Regions from separate parts of the Homo sapiens genome. Here region 2 is linked to region 1. Evidence: read pairs that join two places in POLR2A ChIA-PET (ENCODE). Cell type or tissue: MCF 10A. All regions are shown on one strand. Each heading gives the region's core, and the rest is flanking DNA. Links, peaks and the distances in the headings are about the cores only.

The links. ChIA-PET counts read pairs that join two places held together with the same protein. Peaks named below come from ENCODE experiments on the same cell type or tissue, not always from the same donor. Only the 100,000 strongest peaks of a DNase experiment are listed, where the experiment ranks them.
Region 2: POLR2A ChIA-PET joins it to region 1 with 5 read pairs; 2 of 35 experiments call an interaction of 5 or more read pairs at or near these places.

Annotation. Positions count from the first base shown.
Region 1 is chrX:53,437,634-53,445,991 of GRCh38, forward strand. No RefSeq gene overlaps it. Among named protein-coding and RNA genes, the nearest start is that of HSD17B10, 7.4 kb to the left of the region's middle. In MCF 10A, for the core only: no CTCF peak of the experiment used is centred there; DNase peaks (open chromatin) are centred at 3,348 and 4,148.
Region 2 is chrX:53,334,788-53,338,787 of GRCh38, forward strand. No RefSeq gene overlaps it. Among named protein-coding and RNA genes, the nearest start is that of IQSEC2, 15 kb to the left of the region's middle. In MCF 10A, for the core only: no CTCF peak of the experiment used is centred there; no DNase peak of the experiment used is centred there.

The DNA of each region.
Region 1 (8,358 bases), core at 1,691-5,690:
CCAAAATTGTCTCTACCCACCCACACCATCCTTTCCTTGGGTCTCAGAGATGTCCTGTTTAGGGCTCACCCTTCCACTGGGTTTTGTGTCCCAGCCCCTCCCACTTTCTTGGGGATTTCTGCTACTGAGCATCCTCTCTCTTGATTGCACGCACCTCTGTCTCAAAACCATTAGAAAATAGGGAATAGGGGCTGAGTGCAGTGGTTCACGCCTGTAATCCTAACATTTTGGGAGGCTGAAGCAGCAGGATGTCTTGAGCCCAGGAGTTTGAGACCAGCCTGGGCAACATAGCAAGACCCTGTCTCCACACACACAAAAAAATAGGGAATAAAGTGATGTCAACCTTTACACGCACATACTCAACAGTTTGGATGCATGTCTCATGGGAACCTGAGGGCCAGAGGTGCGCAAAGGGGCCCAGCAAGGACACCAAAACAAGCAACACGCAGCATTGTGTCAAATTAGCCCTGCCAGGAAACAGAGAAGAATAAAGGTGGTCTTTACTCCTGGGTGGTCTTCACTCCTGGGAGATAAAAACCACAAGATAACCCATTTAACTCTTGTGGGCACCTGCAGTTACCTCTGCAAAGACAGAGCTGCACTGGTTCCAGCTGGCTCTGAGGTGACATTGACAAATATAAAGAATCCCAATTATATCATCATCTATGTGAGGGGAAAAGAAGAACCCCAAGTGATGATTATACAGAGCCTGTCATTTCTGAGTGAGCTGGGGCACAATCTGAATGATTGGTTTAAACGCTGAAGGACTGCAGGGGACATGAAAATTACTGTGGCGAGCGTTTGAGAGGATGCTGAGGACGCATGTTGGCTGAGTGTTTGCCACTTGAATAAATGGGGCTGATGTCTGAATGAACCTGAAGGATGACAGCCTCAGGTTATGGTGACTTTACCGTTGCCTAAATCAACTGTAATTTTTCAGGCTTTGTGTAATCAGACCTTTCTGGCTGCATTTGACATATTCATCACTTGCTCTTCCTAGAAACTCCCACTTGGCTTCCAGGAAGCCTGACTCTCCTGGTTTCTTGTACTCCCCTGATTGTTCTTTTGTCTCTTCCCTGGGTTCTTTTTCTTCTGCCCCCTCTCTGGGGAGCTTATCCATCTCCTGGTTTCAATACTCCCTCTCTGCTGAGGACTTCCCAGTCTCTACTTTGAGCTCATCTTCTCCACTGAACTTCAGAATCATATAGCAAATAATTTGCTGGCCCTCTACACCAGATGCCCTAAATTAAACTCAATCATTGCCCCCTAAAACTGCTGTATCTCAATTGGTTGCAGTACTAACTTCCCAGACACCCAAGCCAGATCCTGGGACTCACGCCCTCTTCACCCCATCTAAGCAACTGCCAAGTCCTGCTGATTTAACTCCTACATACTTTTTGGATCTGGCACCTCCTCCCACCTACTTTCCTATTATCACCATCCAAAATCTCTTGCCTGTACAATTGCAACTGGTCAGACTCCACTATTGTTGCTCTTAAAAGGATCATCCAAGAAACCAGCAGAAGCCTCTTCCTAAAACCCAATTTTTATTGTTACCCACTTGCTTTCAAACCCCTTCAGTGCCCCCTCTTCACTTTTTTTTTTTTTTGGAGGGAATCTTGCTCTGTCGCCCAGGCTGGAGTGCAGTGGCACAATCTCGGCTTACTGCAGCCTCCACCTCCCAGGTTCAAGCCATTCTCATGCCTCAGCCTCCCGAGTAGCTGGGACTACAGGCGCCCACCACCACACCCGGCTAATTTTTGTATTTTTAGTAGAGACAGGGTTTCACCATGTTGGCCAGGCTGGTTTCGAACTCATGACCTCAGGTGATCTGCCCACCTCGGCCTCCCAAAGTGCTGAGATTACAGGCGTGAGCCACCGCGCCCGGCCCCCACCTCCTCACTTTTAAGGCTTTCCATAATCCGATGGCTGCTGGCTAACTTCGGCCTCTATAACACGACACTTTCCAGTAACAACACACTACTTGATACCCCCACAGTAGTGTTGCCAGATGAGGTATAGGATGCTCAGTAATTCAATTTGAATTTCAGATAAAGATGAATTTTTTTTTTTTGAGACAGAATCTTGCTCCGTCACTCAGGCTGGAGTGCAGTGGCACGATCTCAGCTCACTGCAACCTCTGCCTCCTGGATTCAAGCAATTCTCCTGCCTCAGCCTCCCTAGTAGCTGGGACTACAGGCGCCCACCACCACCCTCGGCTAATTTTTGTATTTTTAGTAGAGACGAGGTTTCATCATGTTGGTCAGGCTGGTCTCGAACTCCTGACCTCAGATGATCCACCCACCTCGACCTCCCAAAGTACTAGGTGTGAGTCACTGTGCCCGGCCGAATAATTTTTTCATATAAGTAACCCCATGCAATCTTTGGGACATGCTTATATTGTAAAACTATTTGTTATTTATCTGAAATTCAGACTTGTGGGCACCCTGTATTTTTATTTGCTAAATGTGGCAACCCTACCCCACAGATAACCCCCAGGATGGTGCGATGCCCTTTCTGAGGGTCCCACAGCTCTGAACCAACACTTACCCACCTGAGAGACTGAGGATCTATTCTGATCTCTGTATTCTTGCTACGCAACACAGAGAGCCTGGCATAGAACAGATGGCAGTGTTTGCTAAGTGAATGAATGCATATGTGTGACATAGCAATAAACCTGTATCTTCCGGTGGAATCAGTAAGTGTTGTGATCAGTATACGGTGTCAGTTCCGCTTATATCCACCTTCCTTTCACAGTCTTGGAAAAATCACCTCATGGTTTACACATCCCCCCCAGCAGGTGAGCTAGAAAGCCAGGAGTCATCTGTAGACTTAGGGAAGCCATTATAGGACCAGTTGGGTTTTCTGTTTTTTATTCAGAGTTGGGAGGAACGGGAGGGAGACGACCATCTTCTGGCGATATGAAAGTCGAGAAAGGCAAACAGGAGGGGAGCAAGAGAGGAAAAGAAGAGGATGTGAAAAGCCCGAAGGAAGGCAGGAGAGCAAGCAGGTAGGAATAAAGGCGAGGAAGCGGGAGCCAGCTGGCACCACAGCGAGGAGTGACAGCCGCCGGCAGCAGGGGCCGGGAGCTGGGAGGAGGGAGGCTCAGGCAAGCCGCGCTGAGCCTTTCTTCTCCTTCCCGGACTCCTCACCACCCATCCTGCTAACCAAGGGCCTCCACCTTGCTCGTCGTCAGAGGCAGACAGCCAGGACTTGGCCCTCTTGGGCTTCCTAGCTCTCCAGCCCGGGAGTTAGACTAGTTTTCCAACTCCCCCGGCCCCAAATCGGGAGGACAATAATGCCTTCCGCTCCGCGCCCGCCAAGGTCGAGTTAGGAAAGACTTGGAACAGAATTAAACGGCTTTGGGGAAGATGAGTCAGCCGGGCGGGGCTGCAGCTGCCAGTGAAACCCCTGCCAGTGTGATTGGGCAACAACCAGAAGTAGGGGGCCCGCGGGGTGGTGGTGCCATCTCTTAAAGGCAGTTTATGTAATAAGTCTTGATCGCGCACCCACTAAAGGGGCGGCTTTGGGGTCAGCCTCAATTTCCTCCACTGTGAAGTGGGAATATGAATACTTGACTTATCCGAAACGAATCATGTCTGCAAGGTGCCTGGGCTATAAAAAGCGGTCAGTCAGTAGTCAGGGTCGTGCTTAGTGCAGTGCCCTCCACCCTAGGCCACTTTCGCCATGTGAGACTGTCCCAAAGGCGGGGATGTGGGGTGCAGTGGGGAGCCCCTGATCGGGCACGGGCAGAAGACAAGTTCTTTTTTTTCTGCCACTTCCAGGTGAGGAAGAAAAGACGCCTGCTCCGGAACCAAGGGTTGGGTGGCGATGTACTGGCCTCACCCGCTTTAAGCAAAGTCACCTTAGATTTACCATGTTTGCTATTCACTCATTCATTTTCTTTATTAGAGGGACTGCTGATTAAACGGAAGGACTTACACTAAGACTCCAGTACGAGGCTGTACTATAGACCTGACCGAGTGAGCATGAGAAGACGAGACCCGGCAGAAGGAGGGCGACAGCGGGCACCGAGATCCACAGGTCCAGAGTCTAGTCGCCACCCACACCCTGTCTTTTGGGAGCGGTGCGCGCCATCTGCGCATGCGCTCCCCATCCCTGCCAGGTCCCCGGCGGGGTCAGCCGGCTGGCTGGTGGAGGTGCTACCCGCGCATGCGTGTCCTGCTCACAAGGCGCTCCCAGTGCGGTTGGAGTGTCTCCAGTGGAGCTGGCAGTTGGGAGGACGGAGGCCCGGCCCATAGCGGGTGGCTGTTAGGAGGTATGGATAAAGGACCTGTGTATCTTGGTGCCCGCTGTCGCCCTCCTTCTCCCGAGGTCTCGTCTTCTCACACTCACTCGGTGTGTGACAGCGACAGGTCACAGAGGGCGGTAAAGTGCGGCGCCCTTGGGGCGGTTTCGTCTGGCGCGGAGTAGAGGTGGCCGGCAGTTGTGGTTGCTCCTTTCACCTGGACTCACCTGTGTGGTCCCCTGGCAGGGACTAAAAACCAGAAGACGGAGGGGAGTGAATGTGTTTGACTCGGAGGAAACCCCTCTTGAGCCTGCCCTCACATCCTTACAAGGGACCCAGTCTGAGGTCCAGTCGTCCCCAAACCATCTACTCCCCCACCACCCCCTTCCCTGACTAAAGGCTAAATTTGGGCGGTAACCACGCCCTACCCTATCCCCTTGGAGTCCTTCAGTCAGCTCCAAAGGCCCACCCCACATTCTGGGGGCCTCTGAGTCAAAAAGGAGGGTCCATTGGGCAGGGTGGAGTTGAGGAACCTGCTGTGGAGATGTCTCTGGCCTGGGGAAACCACTGCTTCCTCATCTGCCACTGAGACTGAGGAAGACCCGCAGATGGGCCTTGGCAAGCACCCAGAAGAATAACTCCAGACCACCATTCAGGAAGTTAAGACAGTGGGAGATTGGGTTAATGACCTTGACCCCAGACCCCTGTAAGCAAAGGAAAGGGAGCCTCTGGCTGCTCCTTCTGCAGATGGTAGGTTGAGGCTTCAGGGACCTTAAAACCTAATGGTTCTTATGAATGAGAAACATTCATACCCAGTAGTACTGTTTAACTCACATACCATGTCTCAGGATCTGTTGTGAGCATATTAACTCTTATTTACTTATTTATTTATTTATTTATTATTTTATTTTATTTTTTTGAGACAGAGTCTCACTCTGTCACCCAGGCTGGAGTGCAGTGGCTTGATCTCAGCTCACTGCAACCTCTGCTTCCCGGGTTCAAGCAATTCTCCTGCCTCAGCCTCCCAAGTAGCTGGAGTTGCAGGTGCGTGCCACCAAGCCTGGCTAATTTTTTTTTTTTTTTTTTTGCTATTTTTTTAAGTAGAGATGGGGTTTCGCCATGTTGACCAAGCTGGTCTCGAACTCCTGACCTCAGGTGATCTGCCCCTCTTGGCCTCCCAAAGTGCTGGGATTGCAGGCATGAGCCACTCTGGTCAATTTTTGTATTTTTAGTAGAGACAGGGTTTCACTATGTTGGCCAGGCTGGTCTCGAACGCCTGACCTCAGGTGATCCACCTGCCTCAGCCTCCCAAAGTGCTGGGATTACAGGCATGAGCAACCGCACCCGGCCCATATTAACTCTTTTTTGTTTTGTTTTGTTTTTTGAGACAGAGTCTCGCTCTGTTGCCAGGCTGGAGTGCAGTGGCACGATCTCAGCTCACTGCAACCTCCACCTCCCGGGTTCAAGCGATTCTCCTGCCTCAGCCTCCTGAGTAGCTGAGATTACAGGCATGTGCCACTACGCCTGGCTAGTTTTTGTATTTTTAGTAGAGACGGGGTTTCACCATGTTGGCCAGGATGGTCTCGATCTCCTGACCCTGTGATCCGCCCACCTCGGCCTCCCAAAATGCTGGGATTACAGGCCTGAGCCACCGCGCCCGGCCATATTTACTCTTAGTCCTCACAACAACCCTATGAGGTAGGCATTACCATCCTCCTCGTTTTACAGATGAAGAAAGTGAGTACTGAAAAGTTAAGCCACTTCCCAAGTTCTCACAACTAGTCAGAAGCAAAGCAGGACTTCAAACTCAGGCAGTCTGGCTCCAGAGTCTGCACTCTTTTGAACACAAGTGATACTGCTCTGGGGAAGAGAACAGATAAGAGAGACCCAGTAGAGGTCAAGATTGGAACTCATTTCCTAAGCACCTTCTCTCACACTATTTCAATCTTCCAAATGACCCTGTGAGGGATGAATCTGAGGCAAAGAGAGGTTACATATTTTTAAAGAAATATATTACTCATGACACTTATTAAAGATGGTAGGGCCAGGCTTTATTCAAGGCCATGGCGACAGGTATGCAGACCACTGCAATGGGGTCTTGCAGTGGGAGAAAGATTGGACTCAACTCTAAGTCCAACAATGACAAGTGGAGATTTGTAACCAAGGAGCAGGGTAGGGTCAGTGGATGAGAAACTACTAAGAGGAAACATCTAGGACAAGGGGTTTCTGGCTAAACTGACTTGATAGGATTATTGCTGAAGGCAGGCCAGGATGATAAGAATCCAGGGTAGTCAGATACCAAGGGTGGGAAATTTCCCCTAAATTGACTTAGCAGGATTCTTGCTCAAACTAGATTCAATAAGGATAGAGAGAGTCCTTATAAGGACCTTTATAAGGACAGGTCAGGCCTAGTCAAGCAGAGTACATGGAGGAGACTGACTAAGGTTTTGGTCAAAGGAGACAGTCTTTGTCAAATATCTTGCCCAGCTGGGCAAGGTGGCACATACCTGCAATCCCAACACTTAGGGAGGCCAAGGTGGGAGGATCGCTTGAAGCCAGGAGTTCAAGACCAGCCTGGGTGACATAGCGAGACCCCATCTCTACCCCAAAAAATGTTTTGGGATTTTTCGAGACAGGGTCTTGATCTGTCACCCAGGCTGGAGTACTGTGGCGCAATTTTGCCTCACTTGCAGCCTTGACCTCCTAGGTTCAAGTGATCCTCCTGCCTCAGCCTCCAGAGGAGCTGGGACCACAGGTGTGCACCACCATGCCTCGCTAATTTGTTTTTTTTTTTTTTGTAAAGAAGGGGTCTCACCATGCTGTCCAGGCTGGTCTTGAACTCCTAGGCTCAAGCAATCCTCCCACCTAGGCCTCCCAAAGTGCTGGAATTACAGGAATGAGCCACTGCATCCGGCTACAAAATTTTTTTTTTTTAATCTTGCCCTAGGTCACACAAGTAGTAGTTGGACCAAGTTGATGAAGCAGCCTGACTCAGGCAACACATTAGTTAACCAAGACAAAAGATGAGATGAAGATCCAAGGTCTCTTCCAGCCTTGGGGCCTTTCACTACATGCATTTTTTTGTTTTGTTTTGTTTTGAGACGGAGTCTCGCTCTGCTGCCTAGGCTGGAGTGCAGTGGCGTAATCTCAGCTCACTGCAATCTCTGTCTCCCGGGTTCCAGCAATTCTACTGCCTCAGCCTCCTGAGTAGCTGGGATTACAGGTGTGGGCCACCACGCCCAGCTAATTTTTTTTTTTTAATTTTTAGTACAGACGAGGTTTCACCGTGTTGGCCAAGCTGGTCTCGAACTCCTGACCTCAGGTGATCCACCCACCTAGGCCTCCCAAAGTGCCGGGGTTACAGGCGTGAGCCACCACGCCCGGCCCACTACATGCATTTTAACAAACATTTATTTGTTAATTCAGCAGATGTTTATTATGCTGGGTGTTCTCGGAGGCACTGAGGACTCAGCAGTGAACAAAATACACGTGGTCCCTGTCTGCAACTCTCTGAAGGAGGGTGAAGGTAAAGAAACACAGCCAACATTAGTTAGTGGTAAAAACCGATTTTATTCAGTAACTACTGACAGTAGAGGAAAGAGCTGAGCTTCATTCTTATTTGCACAGAGGTGACTAGGAGTTTTGTTTTTTTTTTGAGATGGAGTCTCACTCTGTTGCCCAGGCTGCAGTGCAGTGGCACGATCTCGGCTCACTGCATCCTCCCAGGTTCAAGTGATTCTCCTGCCTCAGCCTCCCAGGTAGCTGGGATTACAGGCACGCACTTTGGCCTCCCAAAGTGCTGAGATTACAGGCGTAAGCCACTGCACCCGGTCCATGACTAGGAGTTTTATTTTTTATTTTTATTTTTATTTTTTATCTTTTGAGATCTTGCTCCGTTGCCCAGGCTGGATTGCTGTGGCGGGATCTCAGCGCACTGCAAACTCCGCCTCCGGGTTCATGCCATTCTCCTGCCTCAGCCTCCCAAGTAGCTGGGATTACAGGTGCCCACCACACACCTGGCTAATTTTTTTTGTATTTTTAGTAGAGACAGGGTTTCGCCGTTTTAGCCAGGACGGTCTCGATCTCCTGACCTTGTGATCCACCCCCCT
Region 2 (4,000 bases), core at 1-4,000, 100 kb before region 1:
TTTTGTCTTTTAAAGCTTACTCTGTCTGATGTATGGAGAATGGGTTATAGTGGAGGCAAAACCAGAAACAAGAAGGCCAGCTAAGAGGCTAGTTATGAAGCCAGTTAGACAGTCCAGGCAAGAGACCGTGATAGCTTGGGCTAGGATAGTAATTGTGGAGAAAGATATGTGGACAGATTTGGAATAGATTTTTACCTGGGCAGCACTATCAATCAATATGATCTAATCAAAATTTATAGAGACTCCATCCAATAACAGCAGAATACACATTCTTCTCAAGCTGACATGGAACATGCACCAAGATAGACTATATTCTGGGCCATAAAACACACCTTAACAAATTCAAAAGGCTGGGTGTGGCGATCACACTGGTAATCCCAGCACTTTCGGGAGGTCAAGGCAGGAGGATTGTTTCAGGCCAGGCATTCAAGACTAGCCTGGGCAATATAGCGAGACCCTGTCTCAACAAAAAAATTAAAAATAAAAAAAATAGCTGGGCATGGTGGTACGTACCTGTAGTTCCAGCTACTCAGGAGGCTGAGGCAGGAAGACCCCCGCAAGCCCAAGATTTCGAGGTTGCAGTGAGCTATGTTTGCATCACTGCATTCCAGCATGAGTGACAGAGTGAGACCCTGTCTCTAAAAAGAAAAGAAAAAAAAAACCCCACAAATTTAAAAGAATAGAAATCATACAAAGTATGCTCTCAAACCACAATAGAAATAAAACAGAAACCGTCCAGGTGTGGTGGCTCATGCCTGTAATCCTAGCACTTTAGGAGGCTGAGGCGGGCGGATCACCTGAGGTCAGGAGTTCAAGACCAGCTTGGCTGACATGGTGAAACCCCATCTCTATTAAAATACAAAAATTAGCCGGGCATGATGGCGGGTGCCAGTAATCCCAGATACTCGGGAGGCTGAGGCAGGAGAATCGCTTGAACCCGGGAGATGGTTGTTGCAGTGAGCTGAGATTGTGCCAAACTGCACTCCAGCCTGGATGGCTGAGCGAGACTCCTTCTCGAAAAAAAAAGAAAAAAAAGAAATAAAATAGAAACCAGTAACTGAAAGATGGCTGGGAAATCCCCAAATATTTGGAAATTAAACAACAAATTTCTAAATAACATAGAGGTCAAAGAAGAAGTCTCAAGATAAATTTTTAAATATTTCAAATTAAGTGAAAATAAAAATGCAATTTGTTAAAATGTGTGGGATAGCAGAAAATCCCAAACAATCTATAGGGGGTACCACTCCTGGAACTAATGAAAATATATATAGCAAGGTCACAGGGTACAAGGTCAATACACAAAAAAACAATTGCTTTCCTATATACCAGCAATAAACAATTAGAATTTGAAATTTTAGGGAAGCAATACTGATTTTTTTGTTTTTTTTTTTTTAGACAGAGTCTCGCTCTGTTGCCCAGGCTAGTCTTGAATGCCTGGCCTCAAACAATCCTCCTGCCTTGACCTCCCAAAAGTGCTGGGATTACCAGTGTGATCGCCACACCCAGCCTTTTTTCTTTTTTTTTTTAGACAGAGTCTCGCTCTGTTGCCCAGGCTGGAGTGCAGTGGCATGACCTCGGCTCACTGCAACCTCTGCCTCCCAGGTTCAAGCAATTCTCCTGCCTCAGCCTCCCAAGTAGCTGGGATTACAGGTGCACGCCACCACACACGGCTATTTTTTGGTATTTTTAGTAGAGACAGGGTTTCACCATGTTGGCCAGGCTGGTTTCGAACTCCTGACCTCAAGTGATCCACCTGTCTTGGCCTTCCAAAGTGCTAGGATTACAGGCATGAACCACCACGCCCGACTGCAATACTGTTTTCAATAGCAGTAAAACAATGAAATACTTAGGAATAAAATATAACAAAATGTGTACTGGACCCAAATCTACAAAACTACAAAACATGAATGAAAGAAATCTAAATAAAGGGAGAGCTATTCCATGTTCATGAAAAAGAGGACTCAATATTTTTAGGATGTCATTTCTTTCCAACTTAATGTATATATTCAGTATCATTTCAGTCAAAATCTCAGCAAGCTATATTATAGCAATACTGAAAAACAAAGTTGGAGGATTCGCACTATCTAATGTCAAGACGCCACAGTACTATAAAGCTATGGTACACAAGACAGTGTGGTTGAGTGTGGAAAAAAACAAACTGTTTTTGCTCCGCTCTCACAGAACAATCAACACAGATTTCTGTGACCAGATGTGTGGGAGTACACACACCAAATGAGCAATCAGTTTTGTTGTGGACACCAGATGAATGTCCTCTAATTTCATGTAATTTTGATACTAACTACCCGGAGATGGCGTCAGATCTCACAGGTTGAGAGCTGTCTCCAAGAATGCCATGTTCCCCTCGCTCATCCTCACCTCCGCCTTCAGATGTGACTCCTGGTTGTTTTACCAGTGATTTTGACAGACTGGCTATAAACTGAGTTTCCACAACCCCCTCACTGAGTTCCATTAATTTGTTAGAGTAGCTCACAGAAAAGTTTCTATTCCAGATACAAGGAAAAGGGGAAGTTGTCAAAGTTTCATCATTAGACACGGTCTTCACAGAACTCAAGGAAACACTTACATAATTTATTTACTTATTTATTTATTTATTATTTTTTGTTTGTTTATTTGTTTAAGACGGAGTCTCGCTCTGTCGCCAGGCTGGAGTGCAGTGGCGCGATCTCGGCTCATTGCAACCTCCACCTCCCAGGTTCAAGTGATTATCCTGCCTCAGCCTCCCAAGTAGCTAGGACTGCAGGCACACGCCACCACGCCCAGCTAATTTTTTTGTACTTTTAGTAGAGACGAGGTTTCACCATGTTGGCCAGGATGGTCTCCATCTCCTGACTTCATGATCCACCTGCCTCGGCTCCCCAAAGTGCTGGGATTACAGGCATGAGCCACTGCGTCCGGCACTTACTTATATGTATTAGATTTTTGTTTTTTTAGTTAAACAATCATTTTATTGCTTGAGTACATAGACAATTTATGTGACCAGGGCAGAGGCTGTGGATGACTCATATTTCCAATCAAGAGGGAGGACTCACTTGGTGTTATAATATCGGGCCAAATGATGAATCCAGCTCTCTATCAGAATCAGATAGAATTTAGCATCCTTATCTGATTCGTGAGGGAGTCAGGCCCTTCCTTGGCCAGTTTGTCAATCTTCTCCTTCACGTTATCGGAAGTCAACGTCAGCCACCAGGAGCATGCATGCGACCCATGATGGCAACGGTCAGGCAGCAAAAGGGTATTGGATTATTATAAGGAATATTACAAGGGATATAGATGAAAAGATGCATGGGGCAAGGCCTGTGGGAAGGGGCACAGTGCTTCATGCCTTCTCCGAGTGTGCCACCCTCCAGGAGTCTCCACGTGTTTTGCTATCTGGAATCTCCCCAAGCTCTGGCCTTTTGGGTTGTTATGGAGGCTTTATTATGCAGACATGATTGATTAAATCATTGGTCATTGGTGATCAGCTGAACCTTCCGGGCCCCTCTCCCCTCCCCTGAGGTGGGGAAATGGGGCTGAAAGTCCCAACTCTCTAATCCTGCCTTGGTTTTTTGGGGACCAATCCCCAATCCTGAAGCTACCTAGGGGCTGTTGGCCATCAGCCAACTCATTGACATATAAAAAGACATCACTTTGGAGATTTTAAAGGATTTTAGGAGTTGTATGTCAGGAAATGGGGAAGACCAAATATACATTTTATAATAATCACCGTGGTGTTAAAGAAAGAATGCATACAGAGATCAATAGAACAGAGTGGAATATATTTTGAGGTAAAGCCAATAGGACTTGTTGGAAATATGAGTTGAGGAAAAAAAGGAATCAAGCACCGTCTGTAAGAGATGGGGGAAAGATCAGGTTAGAGAACGTAAAATGTCTTCCCAACTTTAAGTTTTAATCAAGGATTTTCGGGTCTATGATTCTTTGAGCTGCCCCCCATATTCCTCCTAACACTACAGCTATTCTTGGGGCTGAGGTCTCCCTAATT